Regions from separate parts of the Homo sapiens genome. Here region 2 is linked to region 1. A link is a loop called in an ENCODE intact Hi-C map of the cell type or tissue named here. Cell type or tissue: IMR-90. All regions are shown on one strand. Links, peaks and the distances in the headings refer to the core of each region. The heading gives the core; the rest is flanking DNA.

Region 1 (9,852 bases), core at 3,985-6,484:
GACAGTGAGGCCTTTATGCTTTCACCATACGTATAAAATCAGTGTTTCTGGATTGGACCCCAAAAATTCATTAGTTCTCTGCTCTCAGACAAGACACTTCTCCCAGTGGAGCTTGTTTTTCACTGCCTATGGAGAGACAGGTGAACAAAATGATTCCGTGTCTTGACCTATGACCTCTGTATCAGAGAATGACTCAGTAGCTACTGTGAATAAATAAACCCCTAAATCCAAAGGGCTCAACACAGCAGAAGTTCATTTTTCTTATCAAGTCCAATCAGTGGTAATGATGGCAGTGAGAAGTTTGCTTCAAGCAAACTTGAAGCAAACTTGTTCAGTGACTTGGCTTCTCTCTCTGTTGTGATTTTACCCTCTTCTAGAGCAGTTCTGGCCAGTAGAATATTCTATGGTGATGGAAATGTTCTATATTTCCTTGTCCAATACAATAGCCACTAAAGATGTATGGCTATGAAGCACTTGAAATGTGGCCTGTGCAATGGCAGAACTGAATTTTTAATTTTATTTAATTTTTTAAAGAAGAAAAACATTGAAGAACCTTTATTATCTCATTTCAGGACTTACTTTATGGTATTTAAATTAGGGAAAGTAATTAAGACAGTTCTATTAGCTTATGAATCAATGGAACAAACAGAATAGAGTCCAGAAGTGAATATATATGTGTATAGATATATATATGTATATATATAAAAAATATATATGTATATTCAAAATGTATACTGAATATATCTGGAATGTGTATAAGTATATAATTGAATATATATGGAATTTGATTACATTAAAATATATATATTCAATTGATCTTTGGAAAGATCAATTGATCAATTGATTATTTGATCAATTTAATCAATAGTCTTCAACTGATCTCTTGGAAAAAGATCAATTAAAGACGATTTCTCCCACTACCCATTTACCTTGTCAAGGCCAAGGTGGATGGATGGTGGAGAAAATCCTTTTCAACAAACAGTGGTAGAACAACTGGATATCTGTATGAAATAAAAATGGAGAGATAGATTTAAGAGGAACTATAACTATGCCACATTGGTGTATGTTATTTTTGTCAAACTGATTACTGAAGTGAGAAGCATCGGCTGCAACTTTAAGAGGAAGGAACAGGGGCCTGGAAACATTAAATAAAAACACAATAATCACATAGCAAGGAAATGCCAAAGGCAAGATTGAAATCCAGTTATCTGTCATCCAAAAGTTGCCCCATGATGGTATGGGAGACTTGCAGGAGAAAGGTAAAGAGATGAATAAGTGAAGGGCGACAGGTTGTAAGTTAGACAGCAACTGAGGTCTCTCACTGCCCCTTGTCTCTCTATATATGTATTTTGGGTCTCATCTAACTTCAATTTCACATTTTATTTTTATTTCATTGGGTTGGGGAAGGGAAGAAATCAAGAGTACTTGGGACTGTGATAGTTCTTTGTCTCTCATTTTTATTTCATTTAAATTAATTCAAATTTAAATAGCAACATATGATTAGTGGCTATTAGTAGCTAGAGCCTTGGCGCCCTTTCTATTCAGCTGGCAGGTAAGGAAGGATGATCACAGGGTAGGTTTTTAAAGGGCCAGTCTGAGAAGTGGTGCACTTCACTTCCTTTTCCTTTCCTCTGGCTAACACCGAGTCACATGACCACACCTCACTGCAAAGGAGGCTGGGAAATGTAGTCTAGCTGTGTGCTCAGAAAGATGAAGGAACAGATTTTGGTGAGCACATAGCAATATTTATGACTCCAGGATTGAAATTTCAATGAAGACTGAAATGTGCACCACTTCCTTTTGAAGCAGCTACAGAAAGCAACAGGCAAATCCACCAAAAGTAGTTACATAAGAACAGCATAGATGCCAAACTAGTTAAAATGCCTAATTACAAATGTTTATTATCACCAGCAGTAACAAGACTAAGATCAGAGATGTGTATGCTCAACTATGTATATTCACCCAACATCTGTCACATGCCTACTTGGTATCAGATACTATGCCAGACACAGGGGATGCCATGATGGACAAGATATTATCTGCAAAATATAATTTTAATTTAACATGGCAGGTGTAGCATTAGAGGTAAGGGTAAAGTGCAATGAAAACTCAAGAAAAGGATGCTGAATTCTTTTGGTGGTGGATAGAAAGCCAATTTGGGCCAGGGTTTCCAATAGATATGTGCATGTGTATGAGTGCAGTGATACACATACCTTGAAAGACACTTTTTTGAGACACAGGAGTGTCAAGGAATAGGTGGTGGGGTGTCTTCAAATCAAAGTCAACAGAAAACACATGTCATAACTCCAACATGGATGTGCAGTTCTCCTTATGTCAAATTGGTGGCTGACCTAAATCCACTCCCGGCCTCAGCCATGTGCCCGAGGTCATCAGATACACTCCACATTCCTTCCACAGCATCACCACGATATCATCTGAAGGTTAGCTGGGCACATTGAATAGAAACCACTGTCTCTCCTCCAACCTCCCTTGGAGTTCCTTCTTCACCTCCCCTCTCCTGTAATGCTTTCTCTTCTTCCATGTTTGGTGGTAAGTTATTTACATGTCTACTCCCTAACACAAAATGGTGGCCTGTCGCTGGGCTTCAGTGTCCATGAGTTTATTATCTTAGCATTAACACGGTATCTGGCCCACTAAATATGGTGCACTTCCTGGTGGCTTGGTGACTCATAATCCCTTCACCTTACTTTCAATAATAGCATCCTAATGTGCTTCTGAAAGGTGAAAGGTTTACCTCGCCCTCTGTCTTGGGTCTTGTAAGACTGCAAGCCAAGGTGTCAAGAATGGGACCTTTGCAACCAGCCTCTCTTCAGCCCCAGGACTTTGAATCTGGAGTACAGTGACATGAGGTCAGGAAGTGGTTGGAGCTCATGGTCCCCTGACAGTGTACGTGGTTGAGTTTGCCTGGACCCCAGCTATACCTTGGTTGCAGTCTATTTTAAGCCAGGGTCTTTACCCTTCCCATCCATTCTTTGAGCCTCATAGAGATTTCCCATGAATTTTCTTCATCTATAGCTAGACTGTAAGAATTCCAATTTGTAGAATGTACATCTGTAAGTGCATATGGAACATGTTACTAATGAACGTCACAGAAGACTAAATGTAAAATCCCTCTTTATGGGCTAGTAGAATCTGTTTTACACAGAAGCAAAATGAAACACATCCAGTATATATTGGAGTCCACAATGGGAATGGGGTCAGTCAAACGCATGTGACCAGATGTTATTTTCAATATGCTTGAAGATATTTTCACTTGACTCTTGAGATGAAAAGAGACAAGTAGGACTGAGACTTGGTACACACTTCACAACCTTCCTAGACTTGGAAAAACTTTCAAAGGCTCTAGAGTAAAGTCAAGGTTCCCATCTTCCTGTTCCCCAGTACTAATCAGAATGGATTCCTCCTTCCTTCAGGACCTCCTGTCCCTCTCCAGCTGCCATGCTCTCAGGAATATTTCACCCTTAAATGTTTCTCCCTCTGGACTGGAGCTTCAGCTTCAGTTTCTTTTCTGTATCTTCTACGGGGCTTAGCACAGGGACTTCCTTCATAGGAGGTACTCGGAAAATATTTGCTGAATTGAATGGAGTTAATTTGAATTATTGAATCCAGGTAAGTGGCCTTGGTAAGTCCATTAGCTTTGCCCTGGGAATCTCGTCTCTTGTCCTTCTCCATTTCTATTTTGCCATATAAACATGACAGAGAGTGATTCAGTAGTCTTCCCTATTCACTTCAGAGGGTTAGAAATGAGATGTGAAAATGACAGCAAGAAGACATGTCAATAATACCCATGTGGGGTCAGCGAGTCTCCCGCTGCCTGCCCAACCTTTGCAAGAAGAAAGCCATCAAGGCCACTTGAGTGGATCTCACACAATTCCCTTGACTCAAGATGACCATGAGGCTCAGGAGGTTGGCAGCTAGGATTTCTGTTGAGAGGGCATTAGAGATTCCATGTCCCTGTCACACTGATGGAAGCCCTGTTTCTCTTGGACATCTGAGCCTGTAGATTTTTCCTCTGCTCATCTCATGGAGCAGAATTTGTTTTTGGTGTACACTTAAAATATTAGGGTCAGCTAATAAAATAATAAGAATCAAAGGTTTACCAACTCATAAAATATTAAGTCTTTAAGGCTTATCTGACACTGTAGAGCCCTCTGTATTTGTGGGGCCTCATGTGTATACCTTCTCCCAGGTAGGTCTGTGAATGATGGACTCTAATTTTAGTTCTTATAACGTGTGTGTGTGTGTGTGTGTGTGTGTGTGTGTGTGTGACAGAGAGAGGGAGAACTAAATACATTATGTACATCTGAAAAGTCACCAAAGACAAGAAAAAAAAAGTAGGTATATATTTAGCTAAGTGTTCTGTGGATTTTTTTTCCTTTTGAAAAACTCCAGTACAAGTGTTCAAGCCAAGTAGAAGCCTTTCACTCCAGTTATTTATTTATTTTGCTCTCTCCTTTGGAAAGCGATGCACATGTATTATGAAAAGCAAATATTATACTCTTTATTGTCAAACAAAGTTTATAAGGTTCGTGTGTCAATGATGGGGCCAAGGACCTCACACAGAAAGTTTCCTGTCCTGGAAGAATTTTTCATGGAAGATAAAATATGGAAAGTGGGGGGAATGCTGACTGCCAGCAAATAGAATCCTCCCACTCCTAATGGCACCCGTGGGGTTGGATGAGCTCAGGCCTTGACTGTCCTAGCTGGAGCGGGGGTGGGGGTGATGGGGGTTCTTCCCTATAGACTAGCATGGGCCACTCAGTGAGGGGAAGGACCACAGTGGAAGTTGAAGGGTGTTTACTCAGAGGAGGCTACTTGCGTCCAACTCCTTGCAGCTCTAACATCCAGATGCACTCGGCAACCAGGCCTTTGGACACAGGAAGTAGAAGCAAGGTGATGAAAAATGAAAGGCATTCTTTGGCCTTGGAGCACACAGGCATGGAATCCGGTAGGAGTACAGTTACTATTTACAGGAAACTGGCACGGAGATATAACTTTTGCTAGACAGGTTGGTGCCATTGTGTTCTGGCACCATGAAAAGCATTAAATAAGGTTTACCATTTGTCTAAACCATGCTGTATGCACTCTACTTTCTGATATGTATTGCTTTCTCCAACTGGGAGTTTCACTAAAGTCCCTCCCTAGGGAGTAGAGAGCGGGAGTTATAGTCAACCATGGTTAATTTGTGCTTTGTGCTTTGTTTATCCAAACCATATGTCTAGATGGTTGTAATTCTGTGTCATTGGCTGTGTAATGCTCTCTGTGCTAAGATATCTGTAAATAGCAACAGCTCAATGCATAATCACGTTGGTATTCTGAAGGGGGAAAAGGAAGTTTCAAGTGACGTTTGCTGTGAAGACAACCACTCCAATGATGTCTCCATACATGTCTCCCAGGACATAATCTCTTAAGTATTAATCATGCAGACCTATGTGGATGGCACAGGACCTCACAGAAGCCAGACGTGGTGGGTCAATGCTACCTCCAATTCTAATACTCTAGCCTTAGGGCTTGAGGACACTCTAGATATTAAATCATATCATTGCTATTCAGCAGCCCCAGTAAGTAGTTTGTGTACCAAAGAGAAATCCTTTTATGTTGGTGCTAGAAAAAATTAAAAACAATAAAACAAGGGGAATCCACCAAAATTTTCTTTTATAATATTTTCATTTAAAAACTTTATTTGATTCACCAGCTTTCTATCAAGAAAAGACATTGTGCTCAAGAGCTGGAGGTGATAAAGTCCAATGTGAATTTCTTAAATGGCAAATTACCAGCCAGGATGAACACACAAAGGCTTCAGCTTTTATGTACGGCCTAGAAGCCCCAGGGCCCCTGTTCCCCCTGAGCACCCAAGAGCAGCTTCTGAACACTGCAATGTGCTGGCTGGAGGCCTCTGGAGAAGAGGAGGCCAGACCTGTGAATTATGGCAAATTCTACTGCACCCTGACTTCAGCAACCTCCTAAATCAGAAAAGGGGGCATTAAAAATGTTTTTCCTTCATGCAAATGCTGCCATTCATTTAGAAGTGAGGCCATGTTACTTCAGGTGCCCATAGAGCATGATCATTTGAGCATCCCGAATGGCATTATAGGAAGCCTGGCCCCAGAGTCAGCCTCAGACGGTGGAGATGTGACAATCTCTTTGAAGTCCCAGGGAATGAAAGGAGTGGTCTGCAAACAAGCCTAGGGGGATAAGCTGAATATATTTCCCCCAGCCTTGGCAGAGACGCTGCAATCCATAGCTGGCTCACATTGCCACACACATCTCAGCCTGTCACATTGCCCAACAGTCTTGGTGCATTTCGTTCACCAACCCTTTTACCACAGCAACATGTTCAACGCATCTTATGGCCTCAAACCCCAATCTTGGCATACAGCCTTGTCCTGCACTTTATGGAAAAATGAGAAGCCATCGTATAGGAACAGGAGCATCTCTTTCTTGCATGACAGAATCTATCGGCCCATCTGCACCTCCCCATCCTCCCCCACCTTCCTTCAGTTACAAAGGTGAAGTTCGCCCTTCTCCTTCCTGAGGGGCCTTTTCCCTCCTGCCTTCTGACAGTTTCCATCAACAGATATCTATTCCTTTGCTTACAGTTTCCACTAGTCTCCCAGTCTTAAAATTCATTTCCTTTGCTCTCACTCATTTTCCTCCTGCTGTTGCCTTATCTCCTTACCCTTCCCAATCTGGCTTAAAAGCGGTGTGTCAGCTGGGCACGGTGGCTCATGCCCGTAACCCCAGCACTTTGGGAAGCCAAGGTAGGTGGATTGCTTGAGGACAGGGGTTTGAGACCATCCTGGCTAACATGGTGAAACCCTGCCTTTACTAAAAATACAAAAATGAGCAGGGTGTGTTAATGGGCACCTGTAATCCCAGCTACTTGGGAAGCTGAGGCAGGAGAATCACTGGAATCGGGAGATGGAGGTTGCAGTGAGCCAACCTCATGCCACTGCACTTCACCCTGGGCAACAGAGCAAGACTCCATCTTAAAAAAAAAAAAAAAGCAATGTGTCCATATGATGCTGTCCCCAATTCCTCACCTCCTTTCAATCTTCAACCCACTCTTTCGACTCCTTCAATTCCACTTCTTCCCATACCATTTGATATGGTTTCTGTGTCCCCACCCAAATCTCATCTTGAATTGTAGCTCCTATAATTCCCACGTGTTGTGGGAGGGAACCAGTAGGAGATAACTGAATCATAAGGGTGGTTTCCCCCACACTGTTCTCATGGTAGTGAACAAGTCTCACAAGATCTGATTGTTTCATAAGGGGTTTCCTCTTTTGCTTGGTTCTCATTTTCTCTTTGCCTGCCACTATGTAAGGTGTGCCTTTTGCCTTTTGCCATGATTGTGAGGCCTCCCCAGCCACATGGAACTGTGAATCCATTAAACAACTTTTTGTTTGTAGATTACCCAGTCTCAGGTATGTCTTTATCAGCAGCGTGAAAATGGACTAATACACCATTCCATCAGAACTTCCCTGCTAACCGCTCTAAATCCTATATTCCATTCTTGCCTTCCATCTGAGCACCAACCACAAGTCAACATCTCTACTTGAACACCCTGTGTTCAAGACATAAGGTGACCATATGTCTTCATTTGCTCTGGGAAGTCTCTATTTACATGTGGTGTCCTGGCATAAGTAGTCACAGCACCCCTTTCAGACTCAAAAACATCTTAGACAATAAATTTTAAGGTCACATATATTAGCAGATATAGGCATCTGTGATTTGTCTGTCCAATCTGTTTATTTCCTTATTTTCATTTTTTGCTTTTAGAGAACTATCCCTTGCAGATACTTTTTCTTTTTTCTTTTTCTTCTCTTTCTTTCTTTCTTTCTTTTTTTTTTTTTTTTTTTGAGATGGAATTTCTCTTTGTCATCCAGGCTGGAGTGCAGTGGTGCCATCTCGGCTTACTGCAACCTCAGCCTTCCAGGTTCAAGCGATTCTTGTGCCTCAGCCTCTCAAGTAGCTGGGACTACAGGCCTGTGCCACCATGCCTGGATAACTTTTTGTATTTTTAGTAGATATGGGGTTTCACTATGTTGCCCAGGCTGGTCTCGAACCCCTGACCTCAAGCCACCCACCCGTCTCAGCCTCCCAGAGTGCTGGGATTACAGGAATGAGCCACCACGCCTAGCCCAAATACCTTTTCAAAATTGTCTGGTCATATGACAGATCTACCCAGAATCAGATTGGTATAAAGAGAGTTACTGAGTCAAAAGTGGGTCAAGACCATTCACACCCAACAAATTTTGCTGACACAATTTGAGGAGGAAAAAAACCCTATTTTCTCACTGGAATTGCTATGCTGGTAGAATAGAATAGAAGCCTGAAGAGACTGGGCCAACTCTGCCACCAAACTTAGGGAGAGCCTGCTAGAAGAGAAAGGCAGCACAGTGAAAGCACAGCTTACAGCAACAGAAGGGGGAAGAAAGAGAGGATGGGAGGGAAGAAGAGAGAGATCCCTAATGCCAATGTTGAACACCAGGGGCTGAAAATCTGTTCCACCTGTGGGCTTTATATTGCGTACCCCAAAACTCTTCTTTTTCACTCAGTAAAGTTGGAGGTAGGTTTCTCTCACTTAATGACAAGACATCCAGGATCTACACAAGCATGCCTTGAACTCAGCTCCAGGCAGTCCTATCCCTGCTGTCCCCAAATCTATTCCTACTCCACCTTTCAAATCTCAGCAACCATCCAGTTTCTTCTGCCAGAAACCTTGGAATCATCTTGGACATCTTCCCTTCTCTAGCGCCATCATGAAATCTTATTGGTTTATTTTTATGACCAACATATGTGTAAACTCTGGTTCCTTCCCTCCATCCACACGGACCCCCAACAAGTCCATAAAACCATCATCTTACCTGGGCAACTCAACAGCCTCCCAGTGGGTCTTCCCATGGCCATTCTCACTCCTAACATTCTCCGTGGAACATCTAGAGTCATCTTCTTAAACTTCAAATCTGCTTATGGTGCACAAGGCCATGCTTCACTGGGGAGCTGCAAGGAGAGTAGAGGGAGCATTGCCAAGTTAAGTTAAGAGCTTCAAGACATTATTGAAGCTCTTGTAATTCCTGAATTCACCAATACAAATTCTATTTCAGGCTGGGTGTGGTGGCTCACACCTGTAATCCCAGCACTTCTGGAGGTCAAGGTGGGCAGATTGCTTGAGCCCAGGAGTTCAAGACCAGCTTGGGCAACATAGTGAAACCCTATGTCTACAAAAATTACAAAATTTAGCTAGGCATGGTGGTGTGTGCCTGCAGTCCCAGCTACTCCAGAGGCTGAGGGGGGAGGATCACATGAGCCCCGGAGGCAGAGGTTATGGTGAGTTGAGATCACACCACTGTACTCCAGCCTGAGTGACAGAGTGAAACCCTGTCTAAAAAAAAAAAAAAAAAAATTATTAGAGACAATATTAGCATGGTTCCCAAGAATATGTGTCTTATTTTTCAATCATTATTTGCTTTATTGTGTTTCAATCAGAAGCTTAGGGTCAAACTTTCTTCCTTGAGCTGGGATATTTGAACACTGAAGGTTACTAGCACCTTCCCATGGACAGATTGCAGAGAGTGGTGTTCAGATTTTAAATAAAAATCTCTACCAATGCTGCCAGGATGTTAAGCAGAGCCTGCACAGAAGGATTGTACATGGGTCAGTGACTGCAGGGTCATTTGTAGACCCTGGTATTTGAAGTTTCCTACAGAACCTTCCTGGAAGTGAGTGTTCTCAAAGGAGGGGCATGCACTACCTCGCCACTCTAATCTTAGATCCTAACCTCTCTCCATCTCCTCCTTCCTCAAAACAGACCTGTGGGTTCCAAAT
Region 2 (9,852 bases), core at 2,836-5,335, 110 kb after region 1:
GATCACTAAGGCATTTGACAACATCATTCTAGAGCCTTTAGTTACTGAGATATCAATAATTAAATGCATTCAGTTCACACTTTGTTCTTGCAGATACCAGCTATTTATCTCTGTCCTCTGAAGAAGCTAATGGTATAATGGGCAAAACATCAAGAATAATTAAGAAAAACGTTGCTACAAACTCTGTCAGAAGAAATATAACTTTTGCCCAGGCCCCCAGCTAGAATTCATTTATACAAGATCCACCCAAAACCAAGGCACCTTTGCTGAAAAGCGAAGTGCTAGGCTCATGGAGCAGGGAACTCACTCACTCTGTCCACCTGAGGGGAAGACCAGTGGGCACTTCTCTGAGTGTGAGCCTTGAAAAGCCTTGGGTGTGTGCATATAGCATCAGCTATAAAACAGCGGGGACTGCGGGCCACGTTGGCACCTCTCCCACACCAGGGATGGGCTCTGGAAGGCCAGCCCAGGCTGACAAATGGCAGCAGGACTGACTTGCTTCAGTGGACTGGCCCCTGCTGATGGAGCCCAACCTTCCTGCAGGCCATTCACCTCCCAGCTGAGCCATCCATGTTTCAAAGCTTGTTTGCAGCATTAGCTGGTACCAAAACAGAAGTTCTGAGAACATCTTATTCAAGGAATGGCGGGTTAAATCTTAACAGGTCTATTTTTCTTTAGTAGAGAGTGTCTCTCTCCTTTCATATCCAATAACAAATAAGAAGAGAGAAACTGTGAGGTGTTTTCTTCTTTAGGTAAGGGTCAGGCCTAGATGGTATATAAACTCCAAACAGATTATATTTTAAGTTGGTGACAATTAATTACAATACCGTATACATACTGCAGATAACACAATTTAAGATTAAAGAATTATCTGGAGCCATAGTAATGGGAGATGACTTTGAAGAGGCAGCCTTCCAGATAAGCCATGTCACATATCTGCATATCCTTTCAAACATCTTTGTCACCTAAGCGGGAGTGGCTCCCAATCACTGTTCACCAATCTCACTTGCGGAAGAGTTGGTAGTCAACTTCCTGTACAGGGGCCGTGTGAGCTCCTGGATGTCTACCTTAAACTTCAAAGAGCCACATTTACAGAAAATGAAATGCTCACATTTCATCATTAAATTACACTAGGCTCCCAATCTTCATGCGGCACATGTATTGCACTGAAAACGGATATTTGTTATTAATGACAAAGATATGGAAAATGTGAAGTTGAAATAAGCTACCCAAACTTAAGAGAAAGAAATGTTACAGGAACTGCTTTGTCAACCCTAATTGTGTAATTACTTCTTGGCTTGGTCACCCAAGCTCCGAGCAAGAAATAAGAGACAATGGTAATTTCTTACTACTGAAATGAAGGTGTCACGCTGCCTTGTGCATTCTGTGTAAGCAGGGCTAAAGTTTACATTTATATCACGTTACCTCCATTACAATCATCCAGGCCACTGCAAGAACTTAGTGGTATAAGGTCAGCCCTGGCAATGGGCACGCTCAAGTTTACTTGCACAAACATTTAATTTAGGCAGAGTGGAGGCATCTCTGCTTTTGGTCATCATCTTACCCCTCACCTCACACCGGTGAAATTGGTGAACTGCTACTGGCAACTTGCAGACTCACAGCAATAAAATAGTGTTTTTAAATGGTGCTAATACAGTGGCTACCAATAAAAATGAACCACTAGATGGCTTTAGATTTTTCACTTCTGAATATCGGAAGATGCATTATTTATGGTGTCAAAGCTAAACCTGGGTACAGCACTTGGGAGTGGGGGTGTTTGTGGAGAGAGAGGCAGGAACACCGCCCTGTGTAACTCCATCCCTTTCTCTCTTCACTCCACAGTTCCCCTTATAGCTCGATAATTAATTACAAGGCCGCATAATTCTATCTTCAGTCCCATCAGCGTTGGGTCAACTAAGAGCAAGGATCACATGCCAAAATTGTTGTGTGTTTTTTTTCCACACCAAGTATGAACCACTCCTCATTCTAATGGAAAAAAGAGCGCAGACACACAACTAGGAAGAGAAAAAAATGAAATTCCATTATAACTGGTTTCCTCAAGCTCCAGCCTAGGATATGAGTAATCATAAAAACTGTAATATCAGCTTTTTTGTTTTCCTTAACACTGGGTTCCTACTTTATTTCCTTTCAAAGAGGGTCAAGATCCTTTTTTTTTTTTTAATTCATAAAAGCTGCTGTGTGATAACCAAAAGGTTGGTTTCTCTCTGTAATAGCTCTGCCTTCCGTGATACTTTTAAATTTGGGGGCAAAAATAAAACTCGCTAAACTCTCAACAGCTGCCCTGAGTGAACTTGAAGCCCCTCACCTGCCTGGCCCTCAGGCCTTCTGGAAACATCTAACGCCTAGCAGGGGTGGAGCAGTGAGCTGACCGGCAGGCATGGACCAGGAGCTGCTAGCACAGGCCTCGGGAGGTGGCCTCCGGGCTGCTTGGCCGTACCTTGAGGACTGGCCTGACGGCTCCCAATGCCCGAGCTCCCATGTGAAGTGCAGGGAGGAGCAGGTCAGTGGCCACAGCAGCCTGGCCTGGCCTGGGTCACACCCTCGGTCAGCATCGCCCCAATGTCACTCTCTAGTTCTGTTTTCTCCTCCCTACCCACTCCCACCTTAACCAGCCACAGGGAATGGCGGGGTGCAAAATGGAGGCTGTTGACCTGCTGTGTGATCCACACCTCCCTCTGGGCTCAAAACATCAATGTGCTTTTAACAAGGAGCCAAGTGCTGTTTAATCCTTGGGCGGGGGGAGGAAAGTCCAGAACACCTATGGGTCATGAAGCAGCCCACGCTGAGAAGGCGACCCCAGACCCCAGACGGAGGTGTCAGGAGCTTGTTTTCCCAGCACTTCCTGTTGGCAGGGTCACAGCTCTACCGAGAGAAGGTGGGCCGTACCCCAGGGCACAGGAATCAGCATTGACATGCCCAAAAACTGACATGCATGCTTGTCCCCCACAGGCACGGGCATGTCCCCAGTCACCATGGTGGCAGAAGGACAATGGGAAACGCAGGGCCTGCCAGGCAAATTCTAGCAAAGACGGGCTTCCTAAAATCTCCCTTCTACATGAGAGCTGCCCAACCCAACGGCAGAGTTATGACTCACCGAAAGGGATACCCCCTCCTTCCCTCTAAGGACTGAAGGAGGGAAACGGCGCATGTAACCCTGGCCTAAGAGAGACCCCCGGGCTGAACCAAAGCATCAGAGATTCAGAGGGCACGCGGGGAATGTGGACAGAGCGACACCAGGCCTTCCTGAGCTCACCTGTACCAGAGCCTCAGGAAACATGTCTGTAAAACCGCTCTCATAGTAAGCACTTTATTATCTACTTTTGGCGCAGTGATGAGTTAAAGGGGCATTAATTTTCTTTCATAGCCTGGAATAGCTTATTTATCATTTTTTTTGTCTTTGTCACTGATATTTCAGATCTGCTGCGAATTGCTGTTTTTTTGTTTTGTTCTGTTTTGTTACTGTTGTTTAATTAATCTGCACTCATACAACCACCAAAACAATCACGGTCCTACTGGTACCAGCAGATGTGGCCGAAATGTGCCCTGAAACTTCCCAACTGCAGCTCGACCCTGCTTGCAGTGCTGTGTCATAACGAAGGGAAGTCAACTCAAGATGCATTTTCTGGAAATGCCATGGACGCACAGAGAGAAGAAACTACAAATAGTGTTGCAAGGAAGGAGGCCAGCGGCTGCATTCACTGTGTCACTGCGGCCAAGGTTTCTGGGTACCTTATGTTCACCACCTGCCACCTACTGTGGTGTCAGAGCTGTCTGGTCCAGCCGGGACAGTCAATTGATTTTCACAGAACGTCCATTTTATGTTTCCACACCAGAGCACGCTGCACCTTCGTAAGGAGGGGTGGCTGCTTCTAAGGGCAGAGCGGCTGGGCCCCAGCCAAGCCTGCCTCCCTGACTGCAGAAGATGTCACCTCCCCCGGGCACTTTCTTCTGGGCAGGGGCAAGGAGGAGGAAGGGAGAGGAGGTACGTGAAGAAGATGTCCCCCATAAAACCAAGGGTGTTCCCTTCTCAACCTCTCCCTTTTCCCCCTCTAACTGAGTCTCCAAAAAATGCATGTTTCCATTCACAAAAAGTATGCAGAATCACTGATGGGAGCAAAAGAAGACCCTTTTTCCTATTACAGGCAAAACCTAGGCTGATTCTCTTGCTTCCTTCAGCTGTCAATGAGGTGGTGTGTTCCCGGCCTCCTGACAATATAATCATCATAAACTTTATTATTACATCTGGAATTTCATGATATGTTTAGTAATTGATTACAGAGACACAACCCAGAATGCGGCTCCCACTCGCTCTGCCACGATTCCAGTAACCTAACTGCTTAATACCCCTGGAATGTATAAACAGTGTTAACTGCTGCATTCCCCACACTGCCATGGCAGAAGGGAACCACGGAGCTGGTGGGGCTCTGAAAGCTCAAGGCCATTTTCACTTACTGAATATAATGTCATGGGATAGAAACTGAGATCACATTTTTTGGAGCCACGATGACCGACGACCCCTCATCAGATGTGATTGGGGCACAAATCCACTAAAATTATCAGCTGTATTGGGGAACGGAGATGTGCCATGAAGTTTGCACAGGGCCATCACCCATCCCTACTTAGTCTCAGTTTGGTGGGGACTCCAGTTTAGGGGACTGTGATTACTGGGGTTCTTCAAAAAAGCTGCACAACTCGCTATTTCTAATTTTATGAACACCGTGATATGAATGCAATGCAAAGCAGAGAAAAAGCCATATTGGGTCAGGCCTGCAATTACAGTGGCTAGTGCACTTACTATCTCATAGGAATAAAGGCAAAAAACAAAAACAAAACAAAACAAAACAGGGGTAGGCCAGGCACATGGCTCACACCTGTAATCCCAGCACTTTTGGAGACCGAGGAGGGTAGACTGCTTGAGCCCAGGAGTTCGAGACCAGCCTAGGCAACATGGCAAAACCCCATCCTACAAAAAATAGAAAAATTACTCAGGCATGATGGTGTGTGCCTGTGGTCCCAGCTACTCAGGAGGCTGAGGTGGGAGGACTGTCTGAGCCCAAGGAGGTCGAGGCTGCAGTGAGCCATGATCATGCCACTGCACTCCAGCCTGGGTGACAAGGGAGATCCTGTCTCACAATAAATAAATAAATAAATAAATAAATAAATAAATAAATAAATAAATCCAGGGGTGAAGGCCACACTCAAAGTGTCTGGGAGTTGGGGCCTCAGAGAGATCTACATGAACAGGGCATTTGTTCCCTCCCACTCCCACCAAGGGAGGGCGAAGAGCAATGCAGCTGCCCTCCCTAACACTACTCCAACTCAGGAGGTTATGACCAAGGACATGCGAGCCCCTCTCTGGGTGAAAATCAGCTCCATTCCCCCTGCAGAAACGCTCCCACTCAGCTCTTGTGCCTACACTCTCCCTCCTGTAACAAGTCAATTTACAAAAACCAGACCCATCTCAGCAAGGGGACCTGGATCGGCCCTTTTCACCCGCATATCATCTTGAACCCAAACAGTCCCTTGAACCAGCAAATCCTCAGCCAACCCCGTGGCATGCAGAGTGTGTTATCTCTCCAGGCAGATCCACTTTATAAACCACCAAAGAAGCCCCATGGAAGGTTCTGCTTGCAACAAAAAAAACAAACATGCTGATGTCACTCCAACCTGAGCTCTTGGGCCCCAGTGATGGGGCCCGGGGGACTTTACAGTGGGATGCTTGTCCCAGAGCTGCCTCTCCAGGCCAAGTGAGCCATCATCCTGGGACCACCTGGACCAGCCAGGCCCCCATGAAACTTGGCCAGCGCGTTCCCGTTAAAAATGGTCCTGCCATTCACCTCAGCCAGGTTCCCGCACGCACGCTAATAAGTACTTGTTTGTTGAACTGAAAAATCATTACCACAGAACACGTCAAGTAATGAAAGATGTTTTCCTTGCAGAAATGTTAAATACTCCACTTCTTTCACAAGGAGCGTGTACGTGTGTTTCCAAATAATACCTTGCTCCCTCCCCACCCACACTACATCAGAAAGTATGGAGCTCCAAGACCCAATTTGAACAGGGCTCATGTTGCACGGCTCTAAGAACCAAGAACATGCTGTTATTTTATTTATTTTCCTTTGCCCAGCTGACTACGTGTTTGTTCTATTAGTTATTCACCTAACCATCTCGGTAGGAACCTCCGTCACTGTCACGTAGGGGAGGGTCCACTCTGCCTTATGATTTTATACAGAAAAGCAAGAGAAAATAACACCACCGCAGCCTCATCTATTACACACCCATAGTATTTGCTAACTAATATATGTGAAAGAGCCATTTTACTACAACCTCAGAGCAGAAACAAAGGCAAGAAATGGAATGGGAACATTTCACCACATGAAAACCACTGATAACCCATCTTCTCCTCTGGCAAATATGAATCTCTGCCCCCTTTCAAAAGCTTTTTGTTAGGCAGATGAGTAATAACAATTGCGTCTTATGCAATGCACTGAGGTCTTTTAAGTGTTTTGGAATGTCTCTACCTACAGGGAGTCACACTGGTTAATTTCTGCTGCCTTTCCCTCTCATCCTAAGGCTTCAGGCAAAGCCAGCAGGGTGGGGGCTGAGCCTGCTTTGAGTCTATGGCAGCTGAGTTAGGAAAAACCAAAATGACTTCCAGGTAACCTTGTCTCATGGAACTCCAGGAGGCAAATACACATCACTTAGATAGAACACTCAAATATCAAGTTGATGCGGGGGTCAGTGGAGTCTTAGGTTTTCTCACCATAACATATGGCTTTGAATGTGGTGGCTCTATCCTGCCATGCCCCCTTGAGACATAAGAGACCTATGTTTATGCCTGGCTCCCATGTCAGAGAATCCATAACCTGGGGACGGAGATGCTGAAATCCTGGCCAAAATGCACACCCACAGAAGCCAAATCTCCTCTAAAGAATAAGCAATCATCATCCCTTCTTCCTGCCCTCTCTCTGTCATGTGTTCAGTGAGTCACTCAAAAAGCTGCCAGGGGTTACCTGGGGGAGCAAGAAACACAAGATCCTGACCAGGGCTCCAGGAAAAATGACCTGCGTGAACTTCTCAAAACTTAAAGACTTTCCCTCTTCTTCACCCATTGCTTGTTTTCCCATTTTTAAGAGGGAGCAAATCTCACTCTAATTTTACTAGCATTAAAGGTTGACATTTTTTATATGTGAATTCACAAATCTACCATAAATGATTCACGGGATCTTTCTTCCTTTGCCCTTCCCCGACGAACCGCCACATTTTGGAACTGCGTTGGCTGACATTAAGCAAAGCGCTTTCTCAGCAATTATTTGGAAAGGAGAGATGGCAACTACAAGAATTTCTCTCTGAGGAACAGAGGAGCTACCCTCACGGCCCACTTCCAAATGGCCAGGTCTCACGGAAGACAGGAGGGCCTCCTCCCCTGCCCGGACACTGCCATCCACCTGAAGCTCTCAAGCCCTGGTCAGGCATCTACTGGAATCTCTGGCATTCCTGCAGCACACCCCGTTGTTGGTCTAGAACAGGTACTGACTGCCCTGGAAAATACTGACCTTAAGGACCACTGCTGTGTGTTCAGAAAACTCAAGAGACTGGTTGTCTCCCACTCAGACTTGTGAGCTTAGAAGGCCACCAAGGAGATTCCGGCTCAAGAACCCAAATCGTCACCTGAAGTCGAAGCCACTCATTTCCCTAAAGGCCAAGTTCTGATAAGGAACACTTGCCCCAGCCTCCTGAACAGGTGAGACCTCTGTGAGGGTACCAGCAGGCCTGGCAGGTGCTTTTGCTTATCTGGGTCTCTCTCTACATATATTTCTCTATCCCCAAAAGGCCAGAGCTGTGTCACCCCCGTGGGCTCCAAGTGCATTCATTACAGAAGGTGGACGTCACACCATGAGGTGCAGCCACCTGAGATTCCTCTGGGACTCTTGGCAAAAAATCCCCGGTGCTGTGACAGGGAGGGAGTCAGGGACGGAGTCCCTAGTGCACTGATCTGGCGTTCCCTGAAAACGGTGTCCCAGCTCAAAAATGTGTTGCTTTCTTCCTTTTCATGAATTCTAATATTCAAGCCTTTTTTCCTCCTGCTAATTTTAGAAGTCCTGCTATTCTTTGGGAAGAGAATGGTGTGAAAATCAAGCATAGTATCCAAAAATAAAAGAGTAGATCTGTTTCAGGGTTTGCAGCATATTTCACTGAAAAGCAACTCCAGATATGCCACTTTCTATCTAGTTTTTAATACATTTTCCAATTCCTCCAGAATATTTTAGCTTCAGAAAAAGCAAGAACGAACTTCCTGAACTATGACAATTTTTTTTGAGGCTGAAAGGGGCACCCAGAATGGTCTTTAAACCATGACTGGGGGCCTTTTCAGAATGTGACGCCAGGTTATCGCTCTCTGGCTGGGACTCTGTAGTGCACTTTGTGGGACCACACGGAGACAGATTCGAAGTAGGATGGATGGATTCTCTAGGTCCTTGAGCATGTTCCAGTTAGGCAAGAGGCCAGAGGAGATGCATAGCTTACTCTGAGCATCTTGACGGTGGACCTCATGGAATGTCTTTCAAGCTTCCCATCTTCATGTTTTAAAAAATCCGGTTATCTAAGGAACGAAGTTTCAGACCCACCAGAACTGTAGAAGGGCATCGGATCCTGGTCAGCAGGGTCTCACTCCAGTTCTTCGGGGTCTGAGACTCTCTGGAAGAGCCAAGAATGTGGGCTGGGGAGTGGAGGGAACAGATGCGGGGCACCAGTGGATACCTGAAGACCCCAGCCTGTGCCTCCTCACCAGCCAGGAAAGCCAGAGATTTTTAACAAAAAGTTAGAACTTTGTGTCAAGCCCTTCAAGCAAACAATAAATATTACTTCTGTTCATAATCAGACTTCTCTCCAGCATCGTCTTTGAATGTTGAACCTTTTTCAATTAATTAAAAACTATGCACTGCAGAGTGCATATTTTATCAGCCCTCAGCTGCTTAAGTGTCTAGAAAAGACCAGGCAGTTTTTCTTTCTTTCTTCCTTTCTTTTTCTTTTTTTCTATTTTTTTTTTTTTTTTTTACAGGCAACCCAGAGCAAGTACTTGCAAGGGTCATATCTTTTTAATTATCTTTTCTCTCTTTGATTAATTATTCCGTCTGACAATAGCGTGTTTCTAATGCTATTCACCTGCCTTTGATGATTGACAACTTTTCTGTCTGATTCAGAGCAAACAGCTGCTGCCACAATCTCCTAGCAACCCGGGTGTGATGGATGAGCCCCCAAGATGGATGGCTGCAATAAATCATGTCTCCAGCCATAAAACTGAGAAAAGGGGATAAGAAGAAAAGCGAACAAAAAACAAAACAAGGTTTCTTCCCATGAGTGCACTCAGTTCCTTACCAATTATACCTGAAATGGACTTTGCACCTATTAATAGCAAAGTTTTTCTAATCAGTAAAAATGGGATGATGGCATTTGTATCAAAGGTGTTTACAATTGTTCCTGCAAATTGGCACTTGTACTCCAATCACCTTCAACACTGCCCAAGTGCAAGGGCAGATGATCAAAGTTTTGCCTTCTTCCACGAAGTCTCAGCAAGGAACAACATCACCTTTGTACCACTGGCTACAATTCCAGGCACCAACAAAGAATACCAATCTGATTCTACCCAATTTTTGGCAGCAGCTGGACAACACCAAAAGTAAATTCTAAGTCATGCTGAATGCAGTGCAAAGTGTTAGGCTGCGAATAAAGTTATTTCAAAATAAACACACACACACACACACACACACACACACACAAAGTTGCCTGGAGTTGATGAGTGAATCAGTACCATTTCCATTTCTTTCCTGT

Evidence for each region. Hi-C counts contacts between places; a loop is a spot of excess contacts. Peaks named below come from ENCODE experiments on the same cell type or tissue, not always from the same donor. Only the 100,000 strongest peaks of a DNase experiment are listed, where the experiment ranks them.
Region 2: a loop joins it to region 1, with 3 times the contacts of the local background. A loop is called at or near these places in 13 of 110 quality-filtered maps.

What each region holds. Positions count from the first base shown.
Region 1 is chr19:31,219,114-31,228,965 of GRCh38, forward strand. It overlaps a transcript of TSHZ3 not described here. Among named protein-coding and RNA genes, the nearest start is that of LINC01791, 57 kb to the left of the region's middle. In IMR-90, for the core only: no CTCF peak of the experiment used is centred there; DNase peaks (open chromatin) are centred at 4,878 and 5,298; H3K4me3 peaks cover 248 bases; H3K27ac peaks cover 2,027 bases.
Region 2 is chr19:31,327,954-31,337,805 of GRCh38, forward strand. The region is part of intron 1 of TSHZ3 (teashirt zinc finger homeobox 3); the gene reads right to left. TSHZ3-AS1 (TSHZ3 antisense RNA 1) reads left to right here. Exons shown (of 3, transcript XR_002958388.2): 1 at 1-9,852. Among named protein-coding and RNA genes, the nearest start is that of TSHZ3-AS1, 11 kb to the left of the region's middle. In IMR-90, for the core only: no CTCF peak of the experiment used is centred there; a DNase peak (open chromatin) is centred at 4,368; H3K27ac peaks cover 2,326 bases.